Linked DNA regions of Homo sapiens: region 2 is linked to region 1. Evidence: chromatin loops called from intact Hi-C (ENCODE). Cell type or tissue: mammary epithelial cell. All regions are shown on one strand. Links, peaks and the distances in the headings refer to the core of each region. The heading gives the core; the rest is flanking DNA.

Region 1 (8,340 bases), core at 220-8,219:
TCCTCTGAAAATTGGGACAATACTATTACTTCCCTCACAGAGTGTCTATAAGGAGTCAAGGAAATAATGGGTACTCGACAATGGTTAACTATTATCATCGCTGCTGTTGTCATTGTCATCATTTTTATCCTCAACACCATCACTATGGTGATGCTCGGGTGGTATAGGGCCATTAGCCTCCATTTCACATATGATTACATTGGATGTTTTTATTAGGAGTATAAATTGGGCTTCAGTTTGAAAGTAACTTCACAACTAATTGGCGCTCTCCAGGGTTGAGAATTAGAGGCAAAATACGATTTTTTTCACAGGCTGCCAGACCAAAAATTTTGAATTTTAGGATGCCAACTCTAGAGAAATAGTCAATGCATCTACTACAGGATACATTATTCAATTTTAAATGTCTTCACAGCCTCAGTCACCCACTGAGCTTAGAAGAGACATAAATGATTGGCTCCTGGAGAGGCAGTGGGAATGATGGAAAGAGGATGGCTACAAGTCACACAACCCCAGAAATGCCATGTACACTGACTAGAATGTGAATGGCACCCCTGGAGTAACACAGTACCCTTGAAGCAGAGTGAAAGAGCATAGCCTTTGAGGTCAAGCAAATTGAGATTCAAATCCAGCCCCTACCATGAACTCAGGCATGTTACTAAACCAAAGCTCCATTTCCTAATTTGTAAAATGGAAATAATAATCCCTATGTGTTAGGTTATCATGAGGATTAGAAATACTAAATATACAGGGTCCAGCAGTGTGTTCACAGGTCCTCAATAGGAGCTATTAATAGTACCATAGCTATTACTTCTATCATTCTATTGGTTCTAATATCAAATGTGGGACAAATATTGGTCTTAAACTAGATCAGTAGTCTCCAGGTATTTTTAAATAATGGCATTTCCCACTAGCACCTTTCCTCTTACCACTAAATCAGGTGGTGCTGATTATGCAGCCCTAAGAAAAGACAAGAGACTCATTGTCATTAGGTAGGTTATTTTGCAAGATTACATCTTCCCTGGTAGGGCTACTTCTCTCTGCATAACTCCAGAGGCTCCCATTCTTATGGTCCGCCACACCAAAGTCCTGACACTGAGTTAATGCTAGAGACTGTGCTTGCAATTTGGGACACTGCCACCAGGTGTCAGTACTGAGCAAAAAACACGTATGCAAATAGTCGGGCTCCCCACGGCCATGAGCTGGTGAAAAATATCACAGGTGGGACCAGGGGTTGGTGGCTCACACTTGTAAAACCAGCACTTTCAGAGGCCAAGACAGGAGGATTGCTTGAGGTCAGGAGTTCAAGACCACCCTGGGCAACACAGTGAGACCTTGTCTATAAAAAAAAAATTTTTTTTAATTATCTGGCATGGTAGCACACGCCTCTGGTCCCAAGTACTCAGGAAGCTGAGGCAGGAGGACCACTTGAGTCAAAGAGTTTAAGGCTGCAGTGAGTTATGACTATGCCACTCCACTCCAGCCTGGGTGATAGAGTGAGACCCTGTCTCAAAGACAAAAAAAAAAAAAAATCACAAGCAGTGTCAAAACTGAGCTATATGGTAGGTCCTCAAAGGATGATAGGGTCATCATGTGTCAGAACAGCACACATATTCTGTGCTCACACTTCTTAGCAGACTGGTTCATTCATTCACTCACTCATTCACTCAGTGAGTCCACAAATATTTATTGACCCTGCCAGGAACCAGTGAGTCAAGTTAAAATTTTATACGCAAACCCTCTCTAGGTCAGTATGTCATAAGTAAGTCCCTAGGGCATCTCCCGGTACATGGGCATGCCAACACAAATGCACCAGAACAGTAAGTTGCTGTGCAGACTCACCCATACATCCACCTAAGGTTAGAGAAATTCCTGCCAAGCCCAGGTCCAGGGTGAGTCAAGGGCTCTGAACACCACTGACTCAGAGAAGTCAAGCCTGGTGTAGCTTCTTTCGTATTAACGACCACCAGGAAATCAGGATGACCTTAAAGCACAGGTGGTCCTGCTCCCCTCTGGTCAACTAAGAACTACCTCCATCTCCTGGAGGTCCTTCCAGGACTAAACATGACCCCAGGACTTGGCCAGAGTGGGTCTTGAAGACAATGTCTAGTTTGGTAACAAACATATAGAAGTGGACCAAAAGCAGAATGACTAGAACAGAAGGACATGCCCAGCCTTGAGTGTATCAGTTGAGCTGCAGAAAAGGTCATGAATGGCTGCTTAAGTGCATGTAAGGAGCTAAGAGTCAATCCCAAATGGTAGCCTGGCTTCTGGGCCTCCACCCACACCTCTGCTCACAGATGGACCCCAGAAACTAGACTTGCATCTGGCTTGTAATCTTGTACATCTAGTCTCCAAGCCATCAGCTCTGCAGGTATTCTGTTTTCCTTTAGCCAAACAGCTGCAGCGAACTAGATAGCATTGAGTTTGCACCCATCTATGTTGATGGGTGCTTTGTCCTTGAGTATCTTGAAATGCTTCCCCAGCTGCCCCCTGCTCAGGAATATGAAGTCATAGATAATGGTTAGGATCTCAGATCAGTCACAAAACCCTTTTTAGAGGCTATGTGAGCCATATGGGGTAGAGGTTTGGAGGGCTGCTCCAGAGGCTCCCACTGCCTGGCTTGAATCCTGACTGTCACTTCCAGGCAGGAGACTGTGGGCAACAGACTTAACATCACTGTGCCAACATCATTTAATGCAAAGTGAAATTAAATAAAAATGATGGCAGCCACCTCTCACAGTTAGGGTAAAGATTAGATAAGTTTAATGTGTACAAAGCACTTAGAGCGATCCCTGGCACACGTAAACAAATGCACAGGAAATGTTAGGGTGAAAAGAACTCTGAGGCAGAAGCCCATCGACCCTCCCACTGCATCGGGCTACCCTGTGAACTCCGTGTGCGTCCCTGAGCCCACTAAACTTCCCTGACCTCACATCTCTCATCTGCACAACGCAAGGGTTAAAGGACAGGATCTCTAAGCGCCTTCCAATTCAAAAATCAAAGAAAAATAATAAGGGGAACATTTTCTGAAACTCTCTATTAAATAAATGCTTTTCTTTTTGAGTGATGCCTGTTAGTGAGAGCCTGGTTGATCCCAAAGCCCTTGCTTGTATCAGGTCCCAGGGGTTTTCGGGCCATCTCTCACTCCAGGCTTGATGTCCAGGGCTAACAGGGTCAATCCCACGCTACCTGCAGCTGGCACCATGGCCCCTGTGTCACCCAGGCTCCTAGTGTCATATTAGCAGCCAGGTTTGAGCAGCTCCTGCAATCCCTCACCCCTTAACTACTACAAAGCCTGGGGGACATCAGAAGTACAGCTCTCCTTCAACAACAACAATGGTGGAGTGTCCTCCTTTCAAACAACTTTTTCTTGTCAGTCTCAAAAGAAAACCAGGATTACCCTTCATTTGTTTCTTTCTTCCTATCTGGTTGTTAATCCTTCAAAAGCCCCTTTTCTGTCCCCTAAACTCCTTGAGCCACAGTGGGCTTCATGACCCAAATTAACTACAGAACAGTCTGCAAAAATCATCTGTTTGCTTGTCCAGAGCACCTTCCCCATAGCATTTTCCAAGAAAGGCTGATGACTTGCATATTTAAAGAGCAGGCTTGTCTGTGCTTGAAGCTGCGGCCGTGCTCTGAGGCAGCGCAGTGCCATGAGGGCTCATTAAGCCTGGGAAAAATAACAGCACAGCGGCAGACTAATAGACGACAGCATGAATGATTCAAGCCGTTTTCGGCGTCTCAGGGTTAAAAATACATTCCTTTGGCTGTGAGATTGTGTATTGTGAACAAGACTACTCAGGGACAGGATTTCCATATTTTGTCAGGAGTGGGGGAGGTGAGTAGGAGAGGAAGGATGAAAAGAACAATAATGCTACTTGAGGTTGCCTCCATGAAGAGCTAACTATCCTAAATATATCTGCACCCAATACAGGAGCACCCAGATTCATAAAGCAAGTTCTTAGAGACCTACAAAGAGACTTAGGCTCCCACACAACAATAGTGGGAGATTTTAACATCCCACCGTCAATATTAGACAGATCAACAAGACAGAAAATTAACAAGGATATTCAGGACTTCAACTCAGCTCTGGACCAAGCAGACGCAATAGACATCTACAGAACTCTCCACCCCAAATCCACAGAATATACATTCTTCTCAGCACCACATCGCACTTATTCTAAAATTGACCACATAATTGGAAGTAAAACACTCCTCAGCAAATGCAAAAGAACGGAAATCATAACAAACTGTCTCTCAGACCACAGTGCAATCAAATTAGAACTCAGGATTAAGAAACTCACTCAAAACCGCACAACTACATGGAAACTGAACAACCTGGTCCTGTATGATTACTGGGTAAATAACAAAATTAAGGCAGGAATAAATAAGTTCTTTGAAACCAATGAGAACAAAGTCACAACATTGTAGAATCCCTGGGACACAGCTGAAGCAGTGTTTAGAAGGAAATTTATAGCACTAAATGCCCACAGGACAAAGTGGGAAAGATCTCAAATCGACACCCTAACATCAAAATAAAAAGGACTAGAGAAGCAAGAGCAAATAAATTCAAAAGTTAGCAGAGGACGAGAAGTAAATAAGATCAGAGCAGAACTGAAGGAGATAAGAGACACGAAAAACCCTTCAAAAAAATCAATGAGTCCAGGAGCTGGTTTTTTGAAAAGATTAACAAAATAGATAGACCGCTAGCTAGACTAATAAAGAAGAAAAGAGAGAAGAATCAAGCTTGCACATTTCAAACGTAGGTGGGCACAGCCTTCCATACTGAGGATGCCTATGCAGAAAATAACCAAAAATCATCTCCTGCTGTCACTGCCCTTTCACTGACACTGCTTACTGAAAAGCCCCCCAACAGGACAAGAACATTATATTGAGAAACACTGTGTAGAACATTTGTTTAAATATCATGTCATCCCTATCTTTCTATGTGCCTTGCCTCTCCAGTTTTAATAGCTGAGAGCAGAAATCAAGTCTGATACTTTGTCCTTTTCTATGCCTTTCAGGGCCCTTCACTGAATGGGTGTTTGCTCTAAATTAATGGAATAAACACCAGAATGGGATGTTAGGGAGACTATAGAATAAATCTCTCAAGAAAAGTTTCCTAAATCAGAGTGCATGCTCACTTTGTAGGGTGGCTTGGATACAGGTCCACAGGAGAACTGCTGAAGGGAGTTCCTAGGTCCAAGTAGACAATGCACATCCCACCCTGGAATTGCAAAAGACAGAGTGGCCTGGCGGGGCAGCCCTCTGGAACTATAGCATCAACTTGTGGTGAGACAATGGCAAGGGGTCCAGCCAGGTATAGGTGTTGGGAGACACTTGAGCCTGCTCCGAAAAGGTCCTGATCAAGGGGGTCCAGCATTTGGAAACTAGTTCGTGGGCTCCTTGCCTATCTCCTTTGTTGCATAAAAATCCACGTGCCTAGCTCTCGTCGCATTTTATCAGGGCCCTTTACTTACTTGTGTGTCCTCTCCATCAATGACTTCCTTCGTATTCCAAGTACTTGGCATGGTTCCTGGCAAAGCATGGTTACCCATAAATAGAACACAATGAAGGGCAACCCAGGAGCAGGGAATGTTGGCAAGGTAGGCAGGTGGATGAGGGGTTTCAGGGAAGGATGGCTTTCACAAAGAGAGAACTACATGACACAGGAGAGTAATATGGAGTCCGCAATTCTTGAAGCATTGTACACATTACCAAGGCAGAATTTGATACCAGAACATGATAAAGGTCCAGCTACTCCAGCTACTCTGGGAAGAAATGAGGTCTTGGGAAGTTGAAGCATCAGGCTATGCAGAAATCTACAAATAACAAAAAATAACCTGATGATCCTGCTTTTTAGTGTTCTTAACCTAGAAATGTGTGAGAGTGCCTCATGCTTTGGGTCAGGATTGGTGTTAGGCTTGTAAGCCAATACATGGCTATAAATGGAAATTGCATGGCCACAGGGGTGGAAACCCAAACAGGGAATGAGAATGCTGAGCCTCTCCATCCTCTGTGACTCAAAGAAAAAGGGATTCGCCTTTCTAGTTGGAGAGCAACTAGTTGGAAGGACAATCCCTATACTATCACCATCCCCAAAGGCTTTGTGAGTGGGTTACAGAAAAGCACTGCAGCCAAAACTCTCACCACAGTGAAAGCCACGGTACCTAGAAAGCATCATTGGACTATCTGGAATTCTAAGTAAAAATTCCAGGAGGCCAATAGCCTTCTGAGAAAAATACATGAAGTGATGAAGACAATGCTTCCTCCCCTTGGGAAAATCTCATTCCTCAAATCTGGCCTTCCTTAAAGGAGGTCACAAAGGGAGCATGAGAAGTGAATTCACATTTGAGCCCTCTCTCCACCTAAGCTTTTAGTCCTTAGATTTAGTGGAGGAATAAATCTCTGCCCTTGCCTTTAAATTCAAGGAGCTTCCCTTCTCTTTTGTTCCCTGAGCTTGTCTTCTATTGCTTGTAAAAGTGCTATTACTGCCTCATCCTCCCTTTCAGGCTGATCTATTAATATCTGGACTCAAAGTAGCCACTGAAAATGTCAATTCATCCCTGTAGTGGATCAGGTACAGATATGACAGCCTGGGACCAGTCACCAAGTTTATAGAAATGGTGAGTCACAACAGCTACATCTCTAGATCCAAATGTCCTGTGCCTTAAGTACAGCAAGTTGTTCTGGTGAAAGAATGCACAATGAAGACAGGCTTCTGGGAAGAGCCTTTGTTCCTGCCATAACTGACGTTGCAATACTTGATCTGGCATTGTGAGTCTTCCTTTCCAGAATTTTGTATATTATACAAAATATTACACATGGATAACACACTAGTTTTTTTTACGTAAACCCACTTTTGATAGGGTTTTGAACTGTAGACACTCTATTGATCCCAAAGGTATTAATTTGCTTATTCCATAATAAGCTTTCTGTTCTCTTAAGTCTATCCACAAATGGGATATGTAGAAGAGCTTTTACTTTTTCACCAAGTTCATTTTCAGTACGTTAACTGAGAGCAACAATCTTGGGTTGAAAATATTCATAGAAATGGAATAACTAATTCTCTTCAGGAACACATAGTTCCATGCTGATAATCACCACAGTGGCAGCCAATTGCTAGCACTGAGTGTTTATTATGGGTGAGATATGGAATTAGTTGCCTAATGCTGCTATGACAAAGTATCGAAAACTGGGTGGCTTAAAACTACAGAAACTTACTCCGTCATTGTCCCAGCAGCCAGAAATCCAAAGTCAAGGTGTTAGTCCAGTGGGTTCCTTCTGAGGCTCTGAGGGAGAATCTTTTCCGTGCCTCTCTCCCAGCTTCTGGTGGTTGTCAGCAACCCGTAGCATGCCTTGGCTTGAGATGCCTCACTACTGTCTCCGCCTCCATCTTCATATGTCATTCCCCTCTGTGTGTCTGTGTCTCATATCTCCCACTCCTTTCTCATAAAAAATACTAATCATTGGATTTCAGGGCCCATCCTAAATCAAGGATGATCTTATCTCAAGATCCATAAATCTGCAAAGATCTTATAATCCAAGAATGGTCACATTCACAGGTATCAGGGGTTAGGATTTGGACTTATCATTGGTGGGGATACAATTTACCCCATTACAGGCTTAATAGGAGGCATGTTACATGTGTTGTCACCAGTGGAGGGGAAGCTCTGAGGTCATCTTGTCCCACACTTTCATGACCTGTGAACATCTGGGTAATATCCCTGGTAGCAGCCATTCAGCTGCACTTGACTCTCTGCAGTACAAGGGAACTCTGAATTCTGTGACAGAAGCCATTCCAGCCCCAGTCCACTCTAGTGGTTCTAAAACCTTCCTGAGTGCACAGCATCACCATGCAGGTGGTAGTTCTGTCATCATCGTCACCGTTTTTCAGATGAAGAAACGAAGGTTTGGAGTCAGATGTGACTTTCTAAGATCATGCAAGCAGTGAGCAAGCCTTGAAATCCTGTGTTCGGGTTGGGGCCCGTATTTTTAACTGTATGCCATTCTGATTTAGCAAGAAGAGGATAGGGGAGCAGCCAAAAGTTTCCAGATGAATTCTTCAGTCCCTCAGTAGCACCATAAACACGAACCTCTAAGTGCAGAATCACCTTGCCACACCCAGTGCAATTTTGCCCTCACCTTATCCATAAGACAAATGCTGGTGCTAGGTCAATAACTGGAACAAAAGAATCATTTAAAAAAAAAAAAAAAAAGGCCGGGCGCAGTGACTCACGCCTGTAATCCCAGCACTTTGGGAGGCCAAGGCAGGCAGATCACGAGGTCAGGAGATCGAGACCAGCCTGGCTAACATGGTGAAACCCCGTCTCTACTAAA
Region 2 (8,340 bases), core at 173-8,172, 210 kb before region 1:
TTTCCTAAACTCGAACAAATGTCAAAGGGCCCTTCTTTCTTCCTTCTTTCCCTCCTTCCTTTCTTCCCTTCTTCCTTCACTTCCTCCTTCTTTACTTTCTTCTTTCTTCATCCCTTCATTCTTTTCCTTCTTCCCTCTTTTCTTTCTTCCTTCCTTTCTTCCCTCCCTTCCTTCCTTCTTTCCTCTCGCCCTTCTTCCCTTCTTTTCTTCCTTTTTTCTCTTTCCATCTTTCTCTCTTTCCTTAAGTTTATTCAAAAGTATGGTGTTTTAATGTTTTCTCCTACTTGAAAACATTCAACTGCTATGTTCTCAACCAAACTATTCCAAAAATTACCTAAAAAAGATCAAGTAGAGAGGTCAAGAGGTGAGGTATAGAGTCTTGAGGGAATTCTTCATGTGAATGAGTTTTATTCATTTCCCTGACTTTATCGCTTCATTCTCAGTTGCCCCATTGGCCACTAAAGACCTTTAGCCCTTCCTTTCACTTCTTCAATTGGAGAGATTTGGAAGGGAGGTGGGGACATTTTTAAATAGAGAAGACATAAAAGGAGGAGAAAATATTTGAAAACGCTTGCTTTAAAAAATGTATAGGACACTGACTACAAATAGATTCTGGGGCTCAAATGCTTAGATTCAAAATCCTGCCTCCTCCAACGGTCAGCTGTGTGATTTGAGGCAGATTGTTCAATTTCTCTGTGCCTCTGTTTATTCATCAGTAAAAACAAGATGCTTTGACAGGTTACTTGTCTGGTTAGCAGGACAGTTCTGGGCACATGGTAAATAGAACCTTCCATCACCACTGCTGGAGAAGTGGGGCTCACCACTTTAGTGAACTGATCAAAGTAGCAAAGGGTAAAATCAGAGCAAGGAGATACGTCTTCTCCCTCCAAATGCAGTGCTCTCCCCCCACCATTCCCAGCTTCTGCCTAAGTGGAATCCCCCCAAGAGTGAAGTTCGTATTCAGAATTCTGAATATCTCCCTAGAGTACTTAGCCACAGATGCATATTTCAATTTCTCTTTGGGTCACCTTTTCCTTATTGTATTTTACATGTTTGCATTCAAAATTGAAATGTGTTTTCTACCTAAGTTCCCGTCAGTTAAAAATATCATGCAGTACATCCCACTGTGGAGAAGAAATGTATCTAGTTCATATAGTCAGAGAAATATGTGGTTAAAGTCTTTGAATGGCTGTGTAAGCAGAGTGTCTACTCATTAGATGAGCATATACATCCTTTTGTAACTCCTTTTTATTAATAACTCATTCATTAAGCACTGGTTCCAGCAATCTAGAAGAATTACTTTTTAGTTTGCATCTTAGAGAAAATATGAGAGGGAAAGAAGAAACCATGGTAATGTGCCAATGACTGCAAACATAGTGGGACACTGGACCACCCTGATGCAGTCACCCAAGGTTCAGGTTCTGGGGGAAGCATAACAAGACACTCCACCAGCCTCCAAAGAAACAATTCATACAATCAACCTAACCTCACATTTATCTTGTCTTGACGGTTATTGAGTCATTAATCTTCCCAGTGTCAAGGCATTGTCATCACTGAACCCAACTAAATGAGTATCCATGCAATAAATAGAGTAGAGTACACATGGGTGAGAAAAACCTTGGCAGCAATAAGGACAGCATCACCTAATGAATTACCAGGAAATGTTGAGTAAAACCAGTGGGCAGAAGAGGAGAAGCAGGAAGCGGTGGTGCCAGGATCTCATGACTGCTCCCCACCCCATCATCTTTCTTGAACCAAAGCTACAACATGGCAAGGAGAATCTGTGCTAGATTAACCAGAGGCAGAGCCAGCAATGTTTACAGCAAATCAGGGGTGAACACACATGCGCAGGTATGCACACACACCCACTGAGTCAATATTCTTGGGATAAAATTTGATGCAGGATATTAAAAAAACATTAAAGTCATCAAAAAGTCAGAATTTTGATCAATTTATTACACTATATTTTAATTACAATTGGGAGGAGAGGGTGTTCTGCCAACTTCTTTTCTTTTTTTTTTTCTTTTTTTTTGAGTCGGAGTCTCGCTCTGTTGCCCAGGCTGGAGTGCAGTGGCGTGATTTCAGCTTACTGCAACCTCCGCCTCCAGGGTTCAAGTGATTCTCCTGCCTCAGCTTCCTGAGTAGATGGGATTACAGGTGCGCCCACCACGCCCAGCTAATTTTTGTATTTTTAGTAGAGACAGGGTTTCACCATGTTGGTCAGGCTGGTCTTGAACTCCTGACCTCAGGTGATCTGCCTGCCTCAGCCTCCCAAAGTGCTGGGATTACAGGCGTGAGGCACCGCGCCCAGCCTTCCCAACTTATTTTCTATGTGTGAGACCTAGAGGCTTCTTCTGGCCCTAAAGAGAATGAAAAGAACACGGAATCAACAGAATGGCAGAGCAAATTGTTGGTGAATACTTGGGAGGGTATTATGACCCTAAAACGATAGTTATCAAGGCCCTGAGTGTGCTACGTCCTAATATGGCATCACATCTAACGGAAGGATCCCCGTCAGATCACATTCTGGGTAATATTTAATATTATGGACTGGATGCTCTAAAGACTTGACATCAAGGCCAGGTTGTCCCATCCACGCCTTCCAGGCCCCAAAAAGCTGCTCTCTGGCCTACAGGTGTTCAGCCTGTCAGCTGTACTTCCTTATCCTGCCTCCACCCAGGGGCTGCGTGTACTTCAGGGCACATGAGTCTGAAGCAGTCGACTCCCAACTTTTCTGAATGTGAAGCCCTATTAGTTAAAAACTTTTGAGCATGTGTTCCTTATGTATTGTTACAAATTAATATATTACATTATACACATTTGCTCAAAAGCAGAAAATTTAACAGAATGAGACATTACTTATTTTCTGTGTAGTTCCTATACACAGAAAATAAGTTGGCAGACCATCCTCTCCTCTCATCTATAATTAAAATACAGTGTAATAAATTGGAAAAATTTCTCACTTTTTTGATGATTTTGATATTATTTTTATAATATCCTGCAAAGATGAACCACTGTAGCTTTCCTGCCTTCTGGGTTATATTCCCTGCCTGCAGGCAGAGACTGTGGAAGCCATGGCTTTTGTGAGTGCCACTGGGCTGGACCTGGGCTCTGCTGGGGCTCCTATTGTGCTGGGTGGTCTGAAGTCTGGCCCCTGAATTCTAGGATAGGAAGAACAGCTGGGGGAGTTTAGGAATGAGGGGTGGGCCCAAAGGGGTGCCGAATGACTCAAGGCAGATGCATTTAACCAGGTCCGGTATTATCATAGATTTATTTGTTTTGGGAGGAGAAATACAAAATTTTTGGAAAAATATATCACATAACCAATGGAAATATTTGCAAACTGCTCTCTACGTCACATGAGTTGCTTCTGAAAAGTACTTTCGTTGTTACTGTTAACTTGTCACCTCCACATTGTACATGAATGTGTGTGTTCCTGTGTATATCTTTTCCTTCGTTTTCAAAAACATCCGTGTTCTAGTGACAAGAATGTCCTTATTAAATATTTTCCAAATTTGGCACACTTGTCTTTTTGTAAATGAAAAATTTCTAATTCATCCTTAAACTTTATAACTGTACTTTATTTGCCCTGAGATAACTTAGGAGCCTCTAAGAGGCACAAATTATTTGTATGATCATTCCTTCACCTCATTACAAAATGTGACAATCATCCTATATTCTTAGACAGATGATATCTGCAGGGCTACTGACAAAGACTCTCTTCTTGACCAAATTCTAGTCAGGCTCCACTGAGCCCCCTTCTCCACTAGGCCTCATCCTTGGCCTATAAAGGCTTGAACAAACACAAACACAGTTTCTAGCAGCTCAAGGCCACATCCTTAGCATGCCCCTAATCTCCTTAAAGTGCCTGCCTGAGAAATGCAGGGCTGCCCAAGGAATTTACTGTTTGTTTCAGCCAAAACCTGAAGATAAGTACCCTGTCTCCCAGCCTCCAGAAGGGCAGCGCTTTGAGAAGGAGCACTTAGAAAATCCAGATAGTTTCCACATGGACCAAGCTTCCTCCCTCCCGCCTTTGATGATTTTTCACTTCCCTGACTCTCCTGAGTCCCCACTCACACCTCTCCTCATTCCCTTATTCTTCCTTTAAAATGCCTAGTCACTGCTGCACAAATCAAAGTGCTGATTGAAGTCTCTTCTTACCACTTTAACTAGTGCCTGGCTTTGTTTATTTTTGACACTGTTTAAGCCAGAAATAGGTTAACTGCCCCACGTCACAACACAGGGGGCATAAAACAAACATGGGAGGTTGGCACCATCAATCCTATTGCCATGGGATGGGTCTGGATGGGTTCATTTCTTCACGGAATTCACAGGGAAAGACAATTGCCCAACACAGTCTGAGTCAAGACAGCAGTATCAGTCTGCACATTACCTGTCAGTACAACTTATTTTCCTGCTTGTTTTCATTAGATCAAAAAATACATGTAGATTCACCTTCTAGCATTTTCATGTACTTCCAGTGGGCCATACTGCATACACCCCACATTCGGAACCAGGGATCTGAAGAGCAAAGTTATGTAAGGAAAGCGCAATTGGAATTCATGCCCCACAGTCCACACCCCGTAGGAGACGGATTCCACATGGGGTGATTCAGACTTTACCCTGGTTAGCCCTGGCCCAAAAATGCCAGGCTCTTGCATGTGCGGGGCATCATCTGTACAGATGGTATTCCCATCTGACAAGCAGGGCTTTCTTGGATCCACGGGCACTGTGCCCAGTAGATGAAAAATGTGAGCAGCACAGATTCAAGCCACTCTTGTCTTCTTAAAATAAGCAATTCATTTTTTAGGGAGCTATTTTTAATAGCATTAGTTACTTGGCAGCTGTTTCCAAAATGGCTTCCACAATTCTAAGAAGCTGTGATTCATCCTTTGGCCTGGCAGTGTCCTGGGTACATGGAAATTCCAGGGGGAGTTATAAATGCCACTTTTCATGCTTGGAGCTCACAAAGTCCTCTGTGAAGCCAAAAGTGAGATTCGGCAAATTCCATGACAATGAGAAACAAGAACCAGTATTCAGTTGATTGTTGGTCAAACACTCCTGTGTTACCCAGTGTGGGAATCACACACATTAGCAACTGGAAGCCACTGAGGTCTCTCAGTCTGTTCCCTGTAGTCTGGATGGGATCCTTTCTTCATGGTTGTTTTCTGGATTATACTTATTTCCACATTGGCTTGCATTACTTTTTTCTGTTTTTTATTTTTACTCTATATTATTTTACAAAATAGTGAAGTATGCATAAAATTTTTTGGTTTTTAAATGTTCTAATTATTTTTATTTGCTTTTCACATTTAGTAAAAATAAAAAATCTCAAATAATACGAAAGTATGGAAAATGAAAAGTAAAAGACCCCAACTCACAACCCCTTCTTCATTTGGCAGAATTAATCACTATTTTGGTTTGTCTTACTTCACTATTTATATATGAATTTATTATACCATATTTAAGATAGATTAGGTAACTATCATTACCATTTTGTTAGATATGCTGCCAGCATTTTCCAAGTAAATGCAAGCATACACATATATTTTTGTATTTACTATTTTTATTTAGATTTTTCTGTTTTCACTGGGATGATGCTATGTATACTGATCATCATTTCCTGTTTTGCATGTTTTATTTTGCACTTCTTTTTACATTGGCACAATTGCCTTTATAATTGTTGCACGGCACTTCTTTTATGGAATCATCATAATTTATTTAATTGCTCCATATGAATGGGAATTCAGCTTGCTCCAGGTTTTTACTATGACAGTGTGGTGCACCCAACATCCTCACACTTAACAATCTTAGTAAATTGGTCAATTTCTAGACATGAGATCTTTAATATGTTAATTATAAATTGACTAAATAGAATGCAGTTGCATTTGGAGAAAATTTCACCTTAACAGTGCCACCAATCATCATTGCTGTCAGAATTGAGAATTCTTTTAATGTATTTTTAAGTTTTTTAAGTTGCAGCAAAATGCACATAACACAGAATTAGCCTTCTTAAACATTTTAAAGTGTATAGTTCAGTGGCTTTAGTATTATACATTCTTATGGTTTTGCAAGCACCAGCATCATCCATCCACAGAATTCTTTTTATCTTCCCAAACTGAAACTCTGTTCCTATTTTTTTGTTTTGTTTTTCTTGTTTTGTTGTTTTGTTTTGGTTTTGGTTTTTTTTCATGACAGAGTTTCTCTCTTGTTGCCCATCCTGGAGTGCAATGGCGCGATCTCGGGTCACTAAAACCTCTGCCTCCCGGGTTCAGGTGATTCTCCTGCCTCAGCTTCGAGTAGCTGGGATTACAGGCATGCACCACCATGCCCAGCTAATTTTTGCATTTTTAGTAGAGACAGGGTTTCACCATGTTGGTCAGGCTGGTCTCGAACTCCTGACCTCAGGTGATCCACCCACCCCAGCCCTCCCAATGTTCCTGTTAACACTAACTCCCTCTTCCCCCTCTCCACAGCCCCTGGTGACCACTATTCTACTTTCTGTCTCTATGGATTTGATTCTTTAGGAGCCTCATAGGAGTGGGACCATATAGTGTCTGTCTCTTCATGATTGGCTAATTTTACTTAGCATGATGTCCTCAGGGTTCATCCATGGTGTAGCATGTATTAGAATTTCCTTCCTTTTCAAGGCTGAATAATATTCCATTGTATAGATATACCACATTTTATTTATCCATTCATCCATAGAAAAACACTTGTTTAATATATTTTAATATTCACTTAGTTGCAAATTTTCTGATCCTTCAATTGTCTAATTTAAAATCAGGAAATTTGAGGAAAACACACATATATGAGTCCATCATAACTCTAAGGTCCCACTGCATGACTTTATAGGTGAAGAGGCACTGATGGTCTGCCCTCCTCCTCTGCAAGTACCTCTGGAAATCTTTGTACAGGCGATGCCATCACCACCCTTCTCAGCAAAGCCAGAGGGCTCAGCCTGCAGCCCAGCCCCTCGTGGCAGGTGCAGCCCTGCTGCTCATCGGAGGGATGCATCGTAGGCATTGTTAACACACAAGAGGAGGTCACTGAAGAATGTGATTGTTCTGCCATTGTGTTTTTGTACGGTTCTTTTTTCTCATGAAACTTCATGGAGAAATTTAAGAAATGTAATCAAAGTATCTGCACTTAAGTTTAGAGCCCATTGCATGTCTTTGTGAGAGTCTGTGGGTTTCTGCTACCACATGACTTAGACGGGTTAGATTTGGGGAGCTCACTTTGTCAAAATTTCCCTGGCATTTTGTCTGAAGAACCTAAGTTAATTTTCTTTTTAATGAAACTTTCCTCCAAAATACTTATAAAACACAGAATCTTGATTTATTCTCAATTACTGCCCCAAAACTACCAATTTCATCTCATGACAAGACTAGTAAAAGGCAAAAAGTGAGATGGAAAACAAATTACAAATGTATTCTGGCTGCTGGGTGATGAAAACCAATACATGTAATTTTAAAATAAAGCAAGGACAATTATTTTTCAATAATTTCAATAGAATTAATAGAATAGGAAAGGAGTCCTGTTTACATTGTTTTTGTTGTTCTTGAAGCTCTGGCTTTCCTACAGACATGGCCTCAATAATCTTTCAACAGCACCCTGACGTAGACAAGGTGCACAGGGTGGGAGAACAACCGGGCTTTGGGTAGCACCTGGTCTAGAGTCGATAATACGGGACTTATTAAAAAATAATTTTTAGGCAAATAGTAAGGGTAAAGGTTCTCAGTGGAAATTTTCCTATGAGAAACAACCCTCAAACCATTTATTTTCTAGGCTTAAAGAGCCAGGCCAGCAAGCTTTAATATGCAAATGCAGGCGACTAAAAGCTAGGTCCACCCAACATGGCCAAAATGGCAATTCCCTCAGTCTTCTCCTTGTCACCACCTGTGCCAAGTGTCATGGCCGCCTCCAAATAACACCACCTTGTGTTCGGAACATCATGACAACCCGCATTTGCATATTAAAGGAATAAGGTGGGAAGCCCAGGTTTTTCTCTGGCTATGTAAATAACACACCTGGTCAAACCAATCCCCTGGGCGCTATGCAAGCCAAACACCACCTCCTCTAGCATCCCAATATTAGCGACCACTTTTCTGCAGCACAGGGGGTTTCTCTTTGCTCAAATCCCCACTCCCTCTGTCTCTGTACAGGGGAGCTGTTTTCTTCTTTCTTGCCTACTAAATTCTCTGCTCCTTAAAATCACTCCATGTGTGTCCGTGTCATTTTATCTTAATCGGCGCAATACCAAAAACCCTAGTGTTCCTCCAGTCATCGAAGCCGTATCATTGGCAGGCACTAGATAATTGGTTGCTGGAGAGAAGAGTG

What was found. Hi-C counts contacts between places; a loop is a spot of excess contacts. Peaks named below come from ENCODE experiments on the same cell type or tissue, not always from the same donor. Only the 100,000 strongest peaks of a DNase experiment are listed, where the experiment ranks them.
Region 2: a loop joins it to region 1, with 1.9 times the contacts of the local background. A loop is called at or near these places in 2 of 110 quality-filtered maps.

Annotation. Positions count from the first base shown.
Region 1 is chr1:231,924,835-231,933,174 of GRCh38, reverse strand. All of the region lies in intron 9 of DISC1 (DISC1 scaffold protein), which reads right to left. The region is part of intron 12 of TSNAX-DISC1 (TSNAX-DISC1 readthrough (NMD candidate)); the gene reads right to left. DISC1-IT1 (DISC1 intronic transcript 1) reads right to left here and starts at 7,341. Exons shown (of 4, transcript NR_126441.1): 1 at 7,225-7,341. In mammary epithelial cell, for the core only: a CTCF peak has its summit at 1,132 (motif pointing right); DNase peaks (open chromatin) are centred at 1,804 and 3,674; H3K27ac peaks cover 2,801 bases.
Region 2 is chr1:232,139,207-232,147,546 of GRCh38, reverse strand. No RefSeq gene overlaps it. Among named protein-coding and RNA genes, the nearest start is that of DISC1-IT1, 220 kb to the right of the region's middle. In mammary epithelial cell, for the core only: no CTCF peak of the experiment used is centred there; DNase peaks (open chromatin) are centred at 4,616 and 4,936; H3K27ac peaks cover 2,239 bases.